Linked DNA regions of Homo sapiens: region 2 is linked to region 1. A link is an interaction called in ENCODE POLR2A ChIA-PET data of the cell type or tissue named here. Cell type or tissue: IMR-90. All regions are shown on one strand.

The links. Peaks named below come from ENCODE experiments on the same cell type or tissue, not always from the same donor. Only the 100,000 strongest peaks of a DNase experiment are listed, where the experiment ranks them.
Region 2: POLR2A ChIA-PET joins it to region 1 with 16 read pairs; 3 of 35 experiments call an interaction of 5 or more read pairs at or near these places.

The regions. Positions count from the first base shown.
Region 1 is chr22:42,838,543-42,846,542 of GRCh38, reverse strand. It overlaps ARFGAP3 (ARF GTPase activating protein 3), which reads left to right. Exons shown (of 16, transcript NM_014570.5): 3 at 5,527-5,599. Among named protein-coding and RNA genes, the nearest start is that of ARFGAP3, 15 kb to the left of the region's middle. In IMR-90, no CTCF peak of the experiment used is centred here; a DNase peak (open chromatin) is centred at 4,912; H3K27ac peaks cover 777 bases.
Region 2 is chr22:43,066,772-43,074,771 of GRCh38, reverse strand. It overlaps TTLL1 (TTL family tubulin polyglutamylase complex subunit L1), which reads left to right. Exons shown (of 11, transcript NM_012263.5): 4 at 4,928-5,136; 5 at 6,182-6,362. Among named protein-coding and RNA genes, the nearest start is that of TTLL1, 19 kb to the left of the region's middle. In IMR-90, no CTCF peak of the experiment used is centred here; a DNase peak (open chromatin) is centred at 7,131.

The DNA of each region.
Region 1 (8,000 bases):
GTGAGTAAACCGTCTTCTACTTCTGATACTCTATGGCAATAGCCCATATGGGGCCTTTTGCATCAGAAGAAGACACCACCTTTGGACTGACAGTCTGATGGGATAACCCCACAGTCCAGTGGGAGGCAGGACTATTTGTGAAGTGAAATAAATTGAAATAATAAAAGAAATAATGGAAAGATCCCCAGGGCTTGGAAGCTAAGCAAGGCCTGCCTGTCACCTGCCACAGGCCCTTGCCAGGACAACTTGTGCAGAGCACCCTCAAACAGCCATGGCTTAGTCATTGCTGCCTCCCCCAGACAATTTCCAGAGATTTCCCTACTCCATCTTTTCTAGGGAAGGAACCAGCTAGGCTGCCCATCTGGAATTGTGGCAAGCAATCTTATATTATGACTTAAGGAATATCGAAATATTGATAGAACGTGATTATTAAAAAGGAGCATTTGTTTCTATAAGATAAAATCTATTATGATTCTTTGTCTTTTTTTTTTTTTTTTTTTTTTTGAGATGGAGTTTTGCTCTTGTCGCCCAAGCTGGAGTGCAATGGCGCGATCTCAGCTCACTGCAACCTCCACCTCCTGGGTTCAAGCGATTCTCCTGCCTCAGCCTCCCAAGTAGCTGGGATTACAAGTGCGCGCCACCACACTCAGCTAATTTTTGTATATTTAGTAGAGATGGGCTTTCACCTTGTTGGCCAGGATGGTCTTGATCTCCTGACCTTGTGATCCACCCCCCTCGTCCTCCCAAAGTGTTGGGATTACGGGCGTGAGCCACTGTGCCTGGCCTTGCCTTCTGTTTTCTTCTAAGAGTTTTATAGTTTTAGGTCTTACCTTTAAGTCTTTGATTCATTTTGAATTAATTTTTGTTCACAATGTCAGGTAAGAGTTCAACTTCATTCTTTTGTATGCGGATACCTAGTTTTTCCATCACCATTTGTTGAAAAGACTGTCTTTTCCCCATTGAATCAAACTTGGGGTTTTTTTTTGTTGTTGTTGTTTTGGGTTTTTTTTTTTTTTTGAGATGGAGTCTTGCTTTGTCACCCAGGCTGGGGTGCAGTGGCACGATCTTGGCTCACCTCAACTTCCGCCTCCCAGATTCAAATGATTCTCCTGCCCTCAGTCTCCTAAGTAGCTGGGATTACAGGCATGTGCCACCACGTCCATCTAAGTTTTGTACTTTTAGTAGAGACAGAGTTTCGCCGTGTTGGCCAGGTTGGTCTTGAACTCCTGACCTCAGGTGATCTGCCCGCCTCGGCCTCCCAAAGTGCTGGGATTACCCCGGCTAAAGCTTGTTTTTAATGTACTTTGTTTTCCAGATTGATCATTACCAGTTAACTTATGGTAACCTACTCTGCCCAGAGCAGATGAAGACTAGACTCAAGGCAATACCTAGTTACTTCTCTTCCTTCTGTCTTTACTGTGTTCTTTCCCTCTTTCTTTCTGCTAAGTCTCGCCCATTATAACCTCTCCTTCTTCCTCATCGCTAAAGAATACTTCCAGTTTAAGCCATTCCAGGAAATCGGGTGGTTTTATGATGTGTTCCTCCGTGAGGGAAGGAGTGACCTAGAGCCTGAGGGGCAGTACAGCAGGATCTGTTTGGGCCATTGCAGGTTTAATCACTGACCTTTTAAAAGTCAGATAAATAGAACTGTATGAGTCACAATGCTTGTAAATGATTCAAAAACAGCAATTAAAATTCATGATACAACCTTAGGGCAGGAGTCTAGGATTTGGGCAAGAAAAAGTCAAGGATGAGAAAGTACTCAGTATTGTTTTTGTTGTTATTTTTAAGGCAGAGAAGAGCTATTCTTTAAACATTTTTATTCCTTAAAAAAAACTGAGGGGCCGGACATAGTGGTTCACACCTGTAATCCCAGCACTTTGGGAGGCCAAGGTGGAAACATCACTTGAGCTTGGGAGTTTTTTGGGTTTTTTATTTTTTTTTTTTTTTTTTCCTTTGAGACAGAGTCTCACTCTATCCCCTCGGCTGGAGTGCAATGGCATGATCTCAGCTCACTGCAACCTCCGCCTCCCGGGTTCAAGCAATTCTCCTGCTTCAGCCTCCGAAGTAGCTGGGATTACAGGTGTGTGCCACCACACCCAGCTAATTTTTGTATTTTTACTAGAGACGGGGTTTCACCATGTTGGCCAGGCTGGTCTTGAACTCCTGACCTCATGTGATCCACCCACCTCAGCTTCCCAAAGTGCTGGGTTTACAGGCATGAGCCACAGCACCTAGCCGAGCATGGGAGTTTGAGGCTGCAGTGAGCTATGATCTCACCACTTCACTTCAGTCTGGGTGACAGAACAAAGACCCTGACTCAAAAAACAACAACAACCACCACCAAAAAAAGAAACAAAAAAAACCACTAGCTAATTGGGAAAAAATCCAAGCAGCCCCAAAATATATAAAGTCTCTCCTCTAGAATACTTTTCCCCTCTTCTTCCCCTCCCACTGCCAGACACACACACATGCACTGCTTCCTGTGTGGCATGGGTGGTGTGCATATTTAACTGGAGTTTTTTTTCTTTAACTAGAATTTCAAGTCAACAAATTTACAGAGGAAAAATAATTTATAAGTTATGGCTTTTGCCAAGCAAAGGGGGGAAGGCAGATTAAGAGTATATGGAGAGGGCAAACTGCATTGGTTGCTGACTGCTCCCAGAGTGGACCAGATTGAACTGACCTCTGCCCCTTTTCACCTCCATTGCTGGGATCTCCATGTTTCAGGCTGCTCCTCCCCTCTAGCTCTGTTTTTTCTCAAGTTTGCCGTTACGTATTTCATGAGCTTATTAAAGGTGAATGGGATCCCTGCATCGATCTTGTTGGCCTGGGGTTAGGGACAGGCTTAAATACAACGTAAATAAGAAGATAGACTGCAAAGTTATGCATGAGAGATGGAAACTAAGTCCTGTGCCCACTTCTGGTTGGAAAATAAGGCAAAGTTTAAAAGAGGTAACATTTGCAATGAACTTGGAAGGTTTGGTGAGGTTTTGATAATGGAGACAAGGCCGGGCATGGTGGCTTGCGCCTGTAATCCCAGCACTTGGGAGGCCGGGGTGGGAGGATAGCTTGAGCCCAGGAGTTTAAGACCAACCTGGGCAACATAGTGAGACCTCATCTCTACGACAACAAAAAAAGATAATGGAGACAAGGGAGGGAAAATTGAGGTCAGCACTCGGACCTTCAGATATAAAAGCAGGAAAAAGCGAAATGCTTTGTAGCGACTTTTTGTATGCATAGGAAAATAAAGAGAAGTAAGGGTGAAAGGAGAGGATCTGTGTCATATTGTGGAGCGCTTTAGCTGCCACACTGGGAGCTAAAAGTTCACTCCTGAGGCCCTGGAGGGGTGAGGCATGTGGGGAGGCTGACTCAGCCTGGGCAGAGCAGGAGACAGCATCAGGAAGAGGTGAGGACCGAGGCTGAGGATGCAGGAGCGGGGATGTGGTTGGGGGGTCGGGGGGAGGCAAATCTGAGCTGTCCTTTCCTGGCCTTGGGTGTGTTCCTTACCTCTGAATGTCTTGCTTTCCTTCTCTTGAAAGTGAGGGTGAGAATACTAGGACCTGCCGTACAGGGTGTTGGCAGGAGCGAGCAAGAGAGCCCCATACAGCCTGGCACATAGTGAGCCCTAGAACATGTTGATGATGACCAGGGCAGAATCTGGGCTCCTGCTCGGTGGACACTGGGGAGAACCTTTTTATGATGTTGGCGTAGAAAGGCAACGCTTTTTATGACCTTATAGAGGTAATCAAACAAGTTATAAACAAAGGGCGGCTGGGAAATTACTGAGATTGTCTATAAGTAAAACTCTAGATTAATAATGGTATGCACTTTGGGAGGCTGAGATGAGGGGATTGCTTGAGGCCAGGAGTTCGAGACTAGCCTGGCGAACATGGCAAAACCCCGTCTCTACTAAAATTACGAAAATTAGCCAGGTGTGGTTCCGCACGCCTCTAATCCCAGCTACCTCTGGAGGCTGGGGCACAAGAATTGCTTGAATCCAGAAGGCAGAGATTACCATGAGCTGAGATCGCCTCACTGCACTCTAGCCTGGGCAACAGAACGAGGCTGTGTCTCAAAAAAAAAAAGGTATGGTTCACTGGGCATGGTGGCTCACACCTGTAATCCCAACACTGAGAGGCTGAGGTGGGAGGATTGCCTGAGCCCAGGAGTTCTAGACCATCTTGGGCAACATAACAAGACCCTATCTCTATTTAAAAAAAAAAAAAAAAAAAAAAGGCCAGGCACGGTGGCTCATGCCTGTAATCACAGTACTTTGGGAGGCCAAGGTGGGTGGATCACCTAAGGTCGGGAGTTTGAGACCAACCTGACCAACATGAAGAAACCCTGTCTCTGCTAAAAATACAAAAATTAGCCGGGCGTAGTGACACCTGCCTGTTATCCCAGCTACCCAGGAGGCTGAGGCAGGAGAATCACTTGAACCCAGGAGGCAGAGGTTGCGGTGAGTCAAGATCGCACCATTGCACTCCAGCCGGGGCAACTCCGTCTCAAAAAAAAAAAAAAAAAAAAAGCCCGGCATGGTAGCTACCATCTACTTGGGAGGTTGAGACAGGAGGATTGCTTGAGCAATCCTGGTTGAGGCTGCAATGAGCTGTGATCACACCACTCCATTCCTGGGTGATGGAGTGAGACCCTGTCTCAAAAAAAAAAAAAAAAGAAATTAGTAAATATAAGGGCAGCACAAAGGAAAGTTTTGGTGGACCTAAAGCTTCTTTTCTTTTCTTTCTTCCTTGCCCATTTTGTAAAAGGTATTCTGCCTATACTCATTCTAAAATATCCACATTCCTTTACAGTTAGTGTAGGGCAAGCTATTACTGAATAACAACCTCTGCTTTTTGCTCATTTCTGTGGATTCAGTATAAAGATTCTAACATTGTTGCTTTACCGTCGACCCCTTGGGGAATGTGCATTGTTGAGGCTATACTCACTGCCTTTACTTGTTTCAGATTTGATCTTACAGTGGAGAGAAGTTAGGCATAAGGTGTGGAAGGGGCAGGAAGTGCTTGTAGCTTTCACTTCAGGAGCATGAAATCTTGTGTTTTTTCCTCTCTCTGCTGGTCGTGATGTTGGGTAGGTCTCTTCTACCTTGTGATAAGAGAATGAGCATCCTCCAAGCTTCTGGTAGCGATCAAACTGGACAAGTAGATCACCGACCTGAAAACATCCAAACAGTGCATCTGTTTCAAGTAGAGACACATTACCAAATTTCAAATCATATCCAACCAAGGATGGGAGGCAAAGAGTTGGTGTCGTTCCAGCAGCCCGCTGACACTTGTCATGTCCCTGTGCCCTGCATTCCAGGAAGGACGAGAGGAGCCAGGGGTTGCTCACGCCAACCATCATCCACTCTGGAGTCCTAGCATCCCAAAAGTGTGGGTCCTTGTTGACACAAACTTAGAATTCTTTAGGATCCTAAAGCCTAAGGAAACCTTGTTCTCAAAAGCTCACTGATTTTGCTCCTGGGGATAAAAAATATTAACAGTTAGTAATATTCTTTCCATTTAGATCTACAGAGTTGGATTCCAACTGGTCATGGTTTCAGTTGCGATGCATGCAAGTCGGAGGAAACGCTAGTGCAGTAAGTTCATCTCAAACTCGTCATTTTCCTTCTTGTTTAAATATTTGTTATGCTATAATAGTAAAGAAGCTCAGGCTAGGTGCAGTGGCTCATGCCTGTAATCTCAGCCATTTGGGAGGCTGAAATTACAGGCGTTTGGGAGGATCACTGGAGCCCAGGAGTTCAAGACCACCCTGGGCAACATGGCAAGACCCTCTGTTTATAAAAAACAAACAAGTCAGGTGTGGTGTCTCACGCCTGTAATCCCAACACTTTGGGAGGCTGAGGCGGGCGGATCACTTGAGGTCAAGAGTTCGAGACCAGCCTGGCCAACATGGTGGAACCCCATCTCTACTAAAAAAAAAATAATAATAACAAAAATTAGCTGGGTATGGTGGTGCACACCTGTAATCCCAGCTACTCGGGAGGCTGAGGCGGGAGAGTTGCATGAACCTGGGAGGCAGAGGTTGCAGTGAGCCGAGATCACACCACTGCACTCCAGCCTGGGTGACAGAGCGAGACTCCATCCCAAAAAAACAAACAAACAAACAAAAAGAGTTCAATACTTGAAAGTTTGGGAGGCCCTATGAGAAGAAGCAGAGAGCCTGATGGGTTTTGGAGTTGGACAGACCCAGTTGACTTGTTTATTCAAAAATCTGTTAAACACCTAATAAACAGGAAGCGTTGGCTAGCTGCTGGGGATATAGTGACAGACAAGACAAACAAGATCCCCAGCTGGGCACGGTGGCTCATGCTTGTAATCCTAGAACTTTGGGAGGCTGAGGCAGGCAGATCGCCTTGAGCCCATGAATGTAAGACTGACCTGGACAACATGACAAAACTCCGTTTCTGCAAAAAATGCAAAAATTAGCAAATCATGGTGGTGCATACCTGTAGTCCCAGCTACTCGGGAGGCTGAGGTGGGAGGATCTCTTGAGCCTGGGAGGTAGAGGTTGCAGTGAGCTGAGATCGCACCATTGTGCTCCAGCCTGGTTGATAGAGTGAGATCAGTGATAGATAGAGTGAGTTGATAGATTATCAAAATAATAAATTAAAATAACCAATATCCCCTCTTATAGGGGATATTTTATTATAAATAAAAATAATCAAGATCCCCTCTTATAGACAGGGGCAGTCAGAGAGTAATCAAAGAAATATGTTCACAGGAAAATAACAGGCAGTGATAAGTGCTTTAAGAAAATTAAAACAGGAAGTGAGGGTACAGAGAAACTGGAGGCTTCTTTATGATAATAGTTTTTTAATAACTGGGGTGACTTTTGTGGTTAGGATGGAATGCTTGTATTTAAATTAATATTTAACTTCTTAAATCTACAAATTAAAAAACCCATTCTTTTTTTTTTTTTTTTGAGACAGAGTTTGGCTCTGTTGCCCAGGCTGGAGTGCAGTGGCGCCATCTCAGCTCACTGCAACCTCCACCTCCCGGGTTCAAGAGATTCTCCTGCCTCAGCCTCCTGAGTAGCTGGGACTACAGGTGCACGTCACCATGCCTGGATTTTTTGGTATTTTTAGTAGAGACGAGGTTTCACCATGTTGGCCGAGCTGGTCTCAAACTCCTGACCTCAAGTGATCTGCCTGCCTTGGCCTCTCAAAGTGCTGGAATTACAGGCATGAGCCACAGCACCCGACCAAAAAACCCATTCTTCATGTCTTTAAATATAGCAAATATTGTGTGTTAATTTCTAAACACAAACATAAATACTGTGTGTTAAGTTCTGTGAAAAAATAACCTTAAAATATTCAATTAATTTATAATTTTAAAGAACTGATTTCCTTAACCCCATTTACAAACCTAAGTAAGGATTTTCTTTTTTTTTTTTTTTCTTTTTTTTTTTTTGAGACGGAATCTTGCTCTGTCACCCAGGCTGGAGTGCAGTGGCCCAATCTCAGCTCTCTGCAACCTCTGCCTCCCAGGTTCATGCCATTCTTCTGCCTCAGCCTCCCGAGTAGCTGGGACTACAGGCGCCCGCCACCACACCCAGCTAATTTTTTGTATTTTTAGTAGAGACGGGGTTTCACCATGTTAGCTAGGATGGTCTCGATCACCTGACCTTGTGATCCGCCCGCCTCAGCCTCCCAGAGTGCTGGGATTACAGGCATGAGCCACCGCGCCCGGCCTAATTAAGGATTTTCAAACATTTTAAACTTTATTTACAAATTCAGTATATTTGATTATCTCAAACACTGAACTGGCAGCCTTACAAATCTAGCCAGCCAAATCTTGCACAGCACTGGTAACCTATTTATCAGGCCAAAATGGTGTAGATGGAGTAAATGGAATTCCTTTAGGCGTTTCTTATATGCTAAAGTATAAGAAATCAAATTTGTATGCATTTCAAATAAAAATTATGGCCAGGCATGGTGGCTCGTGCCTGGAATCCCAACACTTCGGGAGGCTGAGGCG
Region 2 (8,000 bases), 230 kb before region 1:
CACCATGTCCGGCCATGAATAAGAAGCAGTTTGGAGTTATTCTTTTTTTCTTTTTTGGTCATAAAGCTGCTGTTTATTTATTTATTTATTTATTTCAGAGGCAGAGTCTTCCCATGTTGCCCAGGCTGGTCTCAAACTCCTGGACTCAAGTGATCTTCCCACTTCAGCCTCCCAAAGTGTTGGGATTACAGGCGTGAGCCACTGTACCCAGCCTTCGGAGCTATTCTCAACAACAGCAAAAAATGGAATGAAATGAAGAAAAAGGCTAAACAGTGTAATAGTCTTGGCTAATTGATACATATATTTTTTTTTCTTTCTTTCTTTCTTTTTTTTTTTTTTTTTTTGAGACGAAATTTCGCTCCTGTCACCCAGACTGGAGTGCCATGGGGCAATCTCGGCTCATTGCAACCTCCACCTCCTGGGTTCAAGCGATTCTCCTGCCTTAGCCTCCCTAGTAGCTGGGATTACAAGCATGTGCCACCACGCCTGGCTTATTTTGTATTTTTAGTAGAGACGGGGGTTTCTCCATGTTGGTCAGGCTGGTCTCGAACTCCCGACCTCAGGTGATCCGCCCGCCTTGGCCTCCCAAAGTGCTAGGATTACAGGCGTGAGCCACTGTGCCTGGCCAAGCTAATTGATATTTTGAGAGCTCTTGTTCTGGCCGTCATGCCCGTAATCCCAGCACTGTGGGAGGCCAAGGCCGGTGGATCACTTGAGGCCAGGAGTTGGAGACCAGCATGACCAACATGACAAAACCTTGTCTCTACTAAAAATACAAAAAAACTAGCTGGGTGTGGTGGTGCCTGCCTGTAATCCCAGGAACTCGGGAGATTGAAGCAGGAGAATCGCTTGAACCCAGGAGGTGGAGGTTGCAGTGAGCTGAGATCGCGCCACTGCACTCCAACCTGGGTGACAGTGAGACTCTGTCTCAAAAAAAATAAATAAATAAATAAATAAAAAAGAAGAGCTTCTGTTCTAAGCACTAAATGTACAATCAGGTTTACAGAAAAATTGGTTGGGGTAAAATACTGGAAACAACTAAATGTTAAACAGTATGGGGGGGTGGGTTAAGTACTTTGAGTGGATTATGGTGCAGCCGTTAAAATAATTATGATGGGCTGGGCACAGCGGCTCATGCCTGTAATCCCAGCACTTTGGGAGGCCAAGGCGGGTGCATCACCTGAGGTCAGGAGTTGGAGACCAGCCTAGCCAACTTGGTGAAACCCCATCACTACAAAAATACAAAAATTATCTGGGTGTGGTGGTGCGCACCTGTAATCCTAGCTGCCCGGGAGGCTGAGGCAGGCAAATGGCCTCAACCTGGGAGGCAGAGGTTGCAGTGAGCTGAAATCACACCACTGCACTCCAGCCTGGGTGACAGAGTGAGACTGTACCTCAAAAAATAAAATAAATAAATAAATAAATAAATAAATAAATAAATAAATAGACCGGGCGCAGTGGCTCACACCTATAATCTCAGCACCTTGGGATGCCCAGGCAGGTGGATCACCTGAGGTCAGGAGTTTGAGACCAGCCTGGCCAACCATGGCCAACATGGTGAAACCCTGTCTCTACTAAAAATACAAAAATTAGCTGGGCTTAGTGGCAGGCGCCTGTAATCCCAGCTACTTGAGAGGCTGAGGCAGGGAGAATTGCTTGAACCCAGGAGGCGGAGGTTGCAGTTAGCTAAGATCGCACCACTGCACTCCAGCCTGGGCGACACAGCAAGACTGTCTCAAAAAAAAAAAAAGAATAATTGCAATGAATTGAAACTTATCATATGTATTTGAATTTATAAGTTCATACAACTGCAAACAGAAAAATACCCCAAAAGCCACATACCCAATTTGTGGCAGATTAAAGATGGCCACAGGCCAGGGCATAGAACTCTTGGGCACAGTGGCTCATGCCTGTAATCCCAGCACCTTGCGAGGAGTTTGAGACCAGCCTGGGCAGTATACTGAGACCCTGTCTCAAAAAAATTAGCTGGGTGGTGGGGTGCCTGGGTGCAGTGACTCATGCCTGTAATCCCAGCCTTTTGGGAGGTGGAGGCAGACAGATCTCTTGAGCCCAGGAGTTTGACACCAGCCTGTGCAAATGGTGAAACCTCATCTCTACAAACAAATACAAAAATTATCCAGGCATAGTGGTTCGTGCCTGTAGCCCCAGCTACTTGAGAGGCTGAGGTGGGAGGCTTGCTTGAGCCCAGGAGGTCAAGACTACAGTGAGCCTTGATTGTGCTACTGCACTCCAGCCTGGGCAACAGAGTGAGACCTTGTCTCTAAAAGAAAGAAAGAAAGAGAGAAAATAAAGATGGTGGCCAGGCGCGGTGGCTCACGCCTGTAATCCCAGCACTTTGGGAGGCCGAGATGGGCGGATCACAAGGTCAGGAGATCGAGACTATCCAGGCTAACACAGTGAAACCTCATCTCTACTAAAAATACAAAAAAATTATCCGGGCGTGGTGGCGAGTGCCGGTAGTCCCAGCTACTCGGGAGGCTGAGACAGGAGAATGGCGTGAACCCGGGAGGCGGAGATTGCAGTGAGCCGAGGTCACGCCACTACACTCCAGCCTGGGCGACAGAGCAAGACTCCGTCTCAAAAAAAAAAAAAAAAAGAAAAAGAAAATAAAGATGGTTGCGAAGTTCTTGCCACTACTTCACTCTAAAGTTGAGGTCTTTGTCCTTTCCTCGTGAAAGACTCTTTGACCACATTGACCAGTGGAATACAGTAAAAATCATACATGCCTGGGCCCAGGCCAATTCCTCTGTTGGAAACATGTGGGTGCCCTGAGCTGTCCTGTGAGAAGGTGCCATCCTGAAGCCCTCGTGCCACAGCGGCCACAGGTAGGTGTTGTACATGGCAGTGCAGCTGTGCCCACCTTCCAGCCTCCAGCTAGGCCTGCCAAGGTGTTAGACATGAAGAAAGCCTTCTGGGACCCCCAGCTCATCCCATCGGCTGGCTCTACACTTCTGAATGACCTCAGTCAGTGCCACAAGGAGAAGTAGAATTGCTCAGCTGAGCCCTGCCCCAATTCTCAGCCTTCCAAAGTGCTGGATTATAGGCCGGCATGGTGGCTCACGCCTGCAATCCTAGCACTGTGGGAAGCCAAGTCGGGCAGATCACCTGAGGTCAGGAGTTTGAGACCAGCCTGGCCAACGTGGCAAAACCCCGTCTCTACTAAAAATATAACAATTAGCGGTGTGTGGTGGTTCATGTCTGTAATCCCAGCTACTCAGGAGGCTGAGGCAGGAGAATGGCTCGAACCTGCGAGGCAGAGGTTGCAGTGAGCCAAGATCGTGCCACTGCACTCCAGCCTGGGCAACAGAGTAAAACTCTATCTCCAAAAACAAATAAACAAAACAAAACAAAACAAAACAAAAGTGCTGGATTACAGACGTGAGCCACTGCGCCCGGCCAGCTCTTTATTTTGAAAAACTGATAAATAAAGGGAAAGAATCAAGCACTGATTCTGTGTTTTGTGTATGAACTGTTCTTGAGGCACCTAGATTGTTGATGAAGGGAAGCTTGTCCCTATAGAAGTATTCCTGCCGTTGCCAAGCACGGTGGCTCACACCTGTAACTGCAGCACTTTGGGAGGCTGAGGCGGCAGGATCAGTTGAATCCAGGAGTTTGAGACCAGCCTGGGCAACATGGCAAATCCCCATCTCTACAAAAAAAATTATAAAAATTTAGCAGGACACGGTGGCCCCTTCCTGTAGTCCCAGCTACTTGGGAAGCTGAGAGAGGAGGATTGCTTGAGCCTGGGAGGCAGAGGTTGCAGTGCGGCGAGATCAAGTCATGACACCCCGGCCTGGGCAACAGAGCGAGACCCTGTCTCAAAAATAAATACATACATACATACATACATATTGCTTTTTTAGTTCTGATAATTATATAAAATAGGATATCACATAATTAAACATGGAGTCTTGAACCGTTAGAGAATCTTACAGAAATGCTTTGGATGAAATAATATGATGTCTGGGAATTGGTTCAGAACATGCCAGTGCTGAGGGGGGTGGAGGTTCAGACTAAACGAGACTGGCCACGTGCCGTTAACTGGTGAAGTGGGGCAATGGGGGTCCCTTAACGCTTTCTCTCTCCTTCTGAGTGTGATGGAGGTTTTCCATAATAAAAAGTCAAAAAAGATTCCCTTTATTCTAGCCATCCTGGAATCCACAGCAACCCTTCGGGGGCTCCGGGCACCCTCTCTAGGGTGGTGCTGTGGGGTGGGGGTAGGCTGGGGGCACAGGGACCACAGTGCAAGAGGCTGGGGCCACTTGCCATGTTTTGTGACTCTGGCTCTGAGCAGGGGCCAGCCCTTCCTCCGTACCCCTTCCCTGCTTCTCTGGGGGTTGGTGAGGACAGGCGTGTGGCGGGGAGACCGTGGCTTTCTCAGAGGCTCAGAAGGAATCTATTTCTCTTTCAACTCTGTCGTCCCCAACTTGCCCCTTCAGCAGACTCTCCAAGAATATCAAATACTGACTCAGGGCCCTTAAATAACCCCTGTGATTTTGTTTTTAAAGGCTCCTTGACCTTCCTGAATTTCGGTACAGATCCTGTTTAAATGAGTTTCCTGACTTCAGAGTCTGAAAAGGGTATATCTTTTATTTGTTGACAGTGTTATCATTAATCCGTGTTATCACTAATCAATAAACATCTATTGAGTGCCTGCTCCGGGCCAGAGAGGGAAACAGCTCAGAATCAGCACAGCTCCTGGCCCTCACACCACTTGGGTCCCGGCCTGTCCCTGGGCACCCATTCTCTGCTGCTGTGGGCCGGGCAACCCCTGGCTCAGGTGCCAGGGGATGTGGGAGTAGTGGTGAAGGGTGCTGAGGGTTCAGGGTGTTTGCGGGGACGGGAACAAAGGACTTCTGCCACACAGACATCACTGCCAAGTGTCTCTCCTGCTCATCTCTTTCAGGATGAGTGTGCAAACCATCCGAAATGTGTTCAGCGTTGAAGCTGGATATCGGCTCTCAGATGACCAAATAGTCAACCATTTTCCAAACCACTATGAACTGACCCGGAAGGACCTGATGGTGAAGAACATCAAAAGATACAGGAAGGAGCTGGAGAAAGAAGGGAGTCCTCTGGCAGAAAAAGATGAAAATGGAAAATACCTCTATCTGGGTTTGTGCGTCTTCCACCGGCTCATGTTTTCAGTAAACAGCTGAATTTTTTCTTTGGGGCGCGAGGCGCTGAGGTGGTGACTGTTGGCTTTGATGCGTGAGCATGTCCATGCGAGTTGTGGTGGCACCTGTTTCATTTCAGGTGTCTCCAGAATGAGGGAGAAGGAGGGGCCTGAGTGTGGCATCCTAGTTTCTGTGAGTGCCTTGGGAATTGCCTGGCATGGCGTTTTTTTTTTTTTTTTTTTGAGACAGAATCTCACTCTGTCATCCAGGCTGGAGTGTAGTGGCGCGATCTCAGCTCACTGCAACCTCCGCCTCCTGAGTTCAAGCAATTCTCCTGCCTCAGCCTCCCAAGTAGCTGGGACTACTGGTGCCCTCTACCATGCCCGACTAATTTTTTTTTTTTTTTTTTTTTTGTATTTTTAGTAGAGATGGGATTTCACCATATTGGCCAGGCTGGTCTCGAACTCCTGACCTTGTGATCCACCCGCTTCTGCCTCCCAAAGTGCTGGGATTATAGACGTGAGCCACCACACCCAGCCAGCATGGACTTTGTGTAAGCCAGAGGATGCCCTCAGCGCTCAGCCTGGGGAAATACTTCTTGAGCCACAGGCTGCCACGAGGGCTCATGACTGTGTCTGGCTATACCCAGGGAAGACAGTGTGTCCCTGTCCAAGTCCGGGATAAAAGCTGGACTGAATAGTTTCAGATTTCTTCACAAACCTGGGTAGAATTCTCTATCTGATCTCCCTGGGCCTCAGTTTCCTCGTCTGCTAAATGGGAATTATTACAGGGTTTACAGTAGCTCCCAGGTGGCCGTGGGGATTGAAAAATACAGGTTTGTAAGGTGCTTAGGTAGGCTCTATAAATGTAACTTGTGAGTGTTGCCCAGGGATTGTGCAGCAGAGGCCCTTGTTCTGTTAGCTGCTGGGTTGCGGTGGGGGACACTCAGCCCACAGGCCCTGGAAAGGCAAGGGCAAGATCTTTCTGTTCATGGCCACTGTTGGGCTGGCTGCTTACCAGTGCTGGGTGTCTTTGCCTTGCAGACTTTGTTCCAGTCACCTATATGCTGCCCGCTGACTACAACCTGTTTGTAGAGGAGTTCCGGAAGAGCCCGTCCAGCACCTGGATCATGAAGCCTTGTGGCAAGGCCCAGGGAAAGGGCATCTTCCTTATCAACAAGCTCTCACAGATCAAAAAGTGGTCCCGGGACAGCAAGACATCTTCGTAAGTGTGGGCAGCCACCCACTTTGTGTGCCAGGTCCCAGTTCACCGTTTTATGCTGTTCGCAGTCTTTGTGGGTTTTTGTTTGGTTTTTTTTTGACAGAGTCTCACTCTGTCGCCCAGGCAGGATTACAGTGGCACAATCTCAGCTCACTGCAACCTCCGCCTTCTGGGTTCAAGCGATTCTCCTGCTTCAGCCTCCCGAGTAGTTGGGATTACAGGCATGCGTCACCACGCCCAGCTAATTTTTGTATTTTTTTAATAGAGTTTTTTTTTTTTAAATAGAGATGGGGTTTTGCGGCTGGGCATGGTGGCTCATGCCTGTAATCTCAGCCCTTTGGGAGGCCGAGGTGGGTGGATCATGAGGTCAGGAGATCAAGACCAGCCTGGCCAAGATGGCGAAACTCCATCTCTACTAAAAATACAAAAAAAAAAAAAAAAATTAGCCAGGTGAGGTGGCAGGTGCCTGTAATCCCATCTACTCAGGAGGCTGAGGCAGGAGAATCGCTTGAACCCAGAAGGCAGAGGTTGCAGTGAGCTGAGATCGCGCCATGCACTCCAGCCTGGGTGACAGAGTGAGATTCTGTCTAAAAAAAAGAAAGAGAGAGAGGTGGGGTTTTGCCCTGTTAGCCAGGCTGGTCTCAAACTCCTGACCTCAGGGTGATCCACCCACCTCGGCCTCCCAAAGTGCTGGGATTACAGGCGTGATTCACTGTTCCTGGCCTGTTCTGTGGTCTTTGGCCATGAGCCACACAGCCCATGCTTGCTTTTACAGGCGTGCGTCATCTGTCACGTGGCGTCACGGTGGGGTTCTGTGGTTGTCTTCGTGTGATTAGTCCCAGACTCTGCCCAAGGCAGGCCATGAAGAAGGGTGTAGGTCATGGGCCAGGGCCTGCAGCCACTTTTTGATTACAGGCTGGTGTGAGAACCGCTCAGTCGTGGTGGTTCTGAGGCAGCGAGGCACCTGCCAAAGTCCTGGGACTCGTGGCCCTAGGGTCCTGGGTTTGAAGCCCAGTCTCACACGAAGTGGCTGAGCGTATTTTGTTCTTCAGACTCTCCATGTCTTACATTCTCCATCTGAGTAAACCGGGGACACCAGCAGCACCACTGCCATGGGGTTGTGATGGGGATGGAACGAGTTAACACATGTGAAATATGAAGCATCTGGGAGGAGCCGGGCACAGCCGATGGGCACAGCCGAGCAAGTGGTGGGGCAGTGGCCTCGTGGCAAGCCCAGGGGCCTGGGTCTGCTGGCTTCTCTGTCTTTGTTTTTTCTCAGCTGCTCAGAAGTGCCCGGGGCCCACCGGGGCAAAGCTTCTGTCTGATCCTTTTCCAGTGGGGAGATGACTCACTTGTCAGGAGTTCCCAGGGTGACAGGAGACACCTTCTCATTTTATAGCATGTTTACTTTTTTTTTTTTCTTTTGAGATGGAGTCTCACTCTGTTGCCCAGGCTGGAGTACAGTGGTACAATCTCAGCTCACTGCAACCTCACGCCTCCCAGGTTCAAGCGATCTGCCTACCTCAGCCTCCCAAGTAGCTGGGATCACAGGCACCCACCATGCCTGGCTAATTTTTTTATTTTTAGTAGAGATGGGGTTTTACCATGTTGGCCAGGCTGGTCTCTAACTCTTGACCTCAA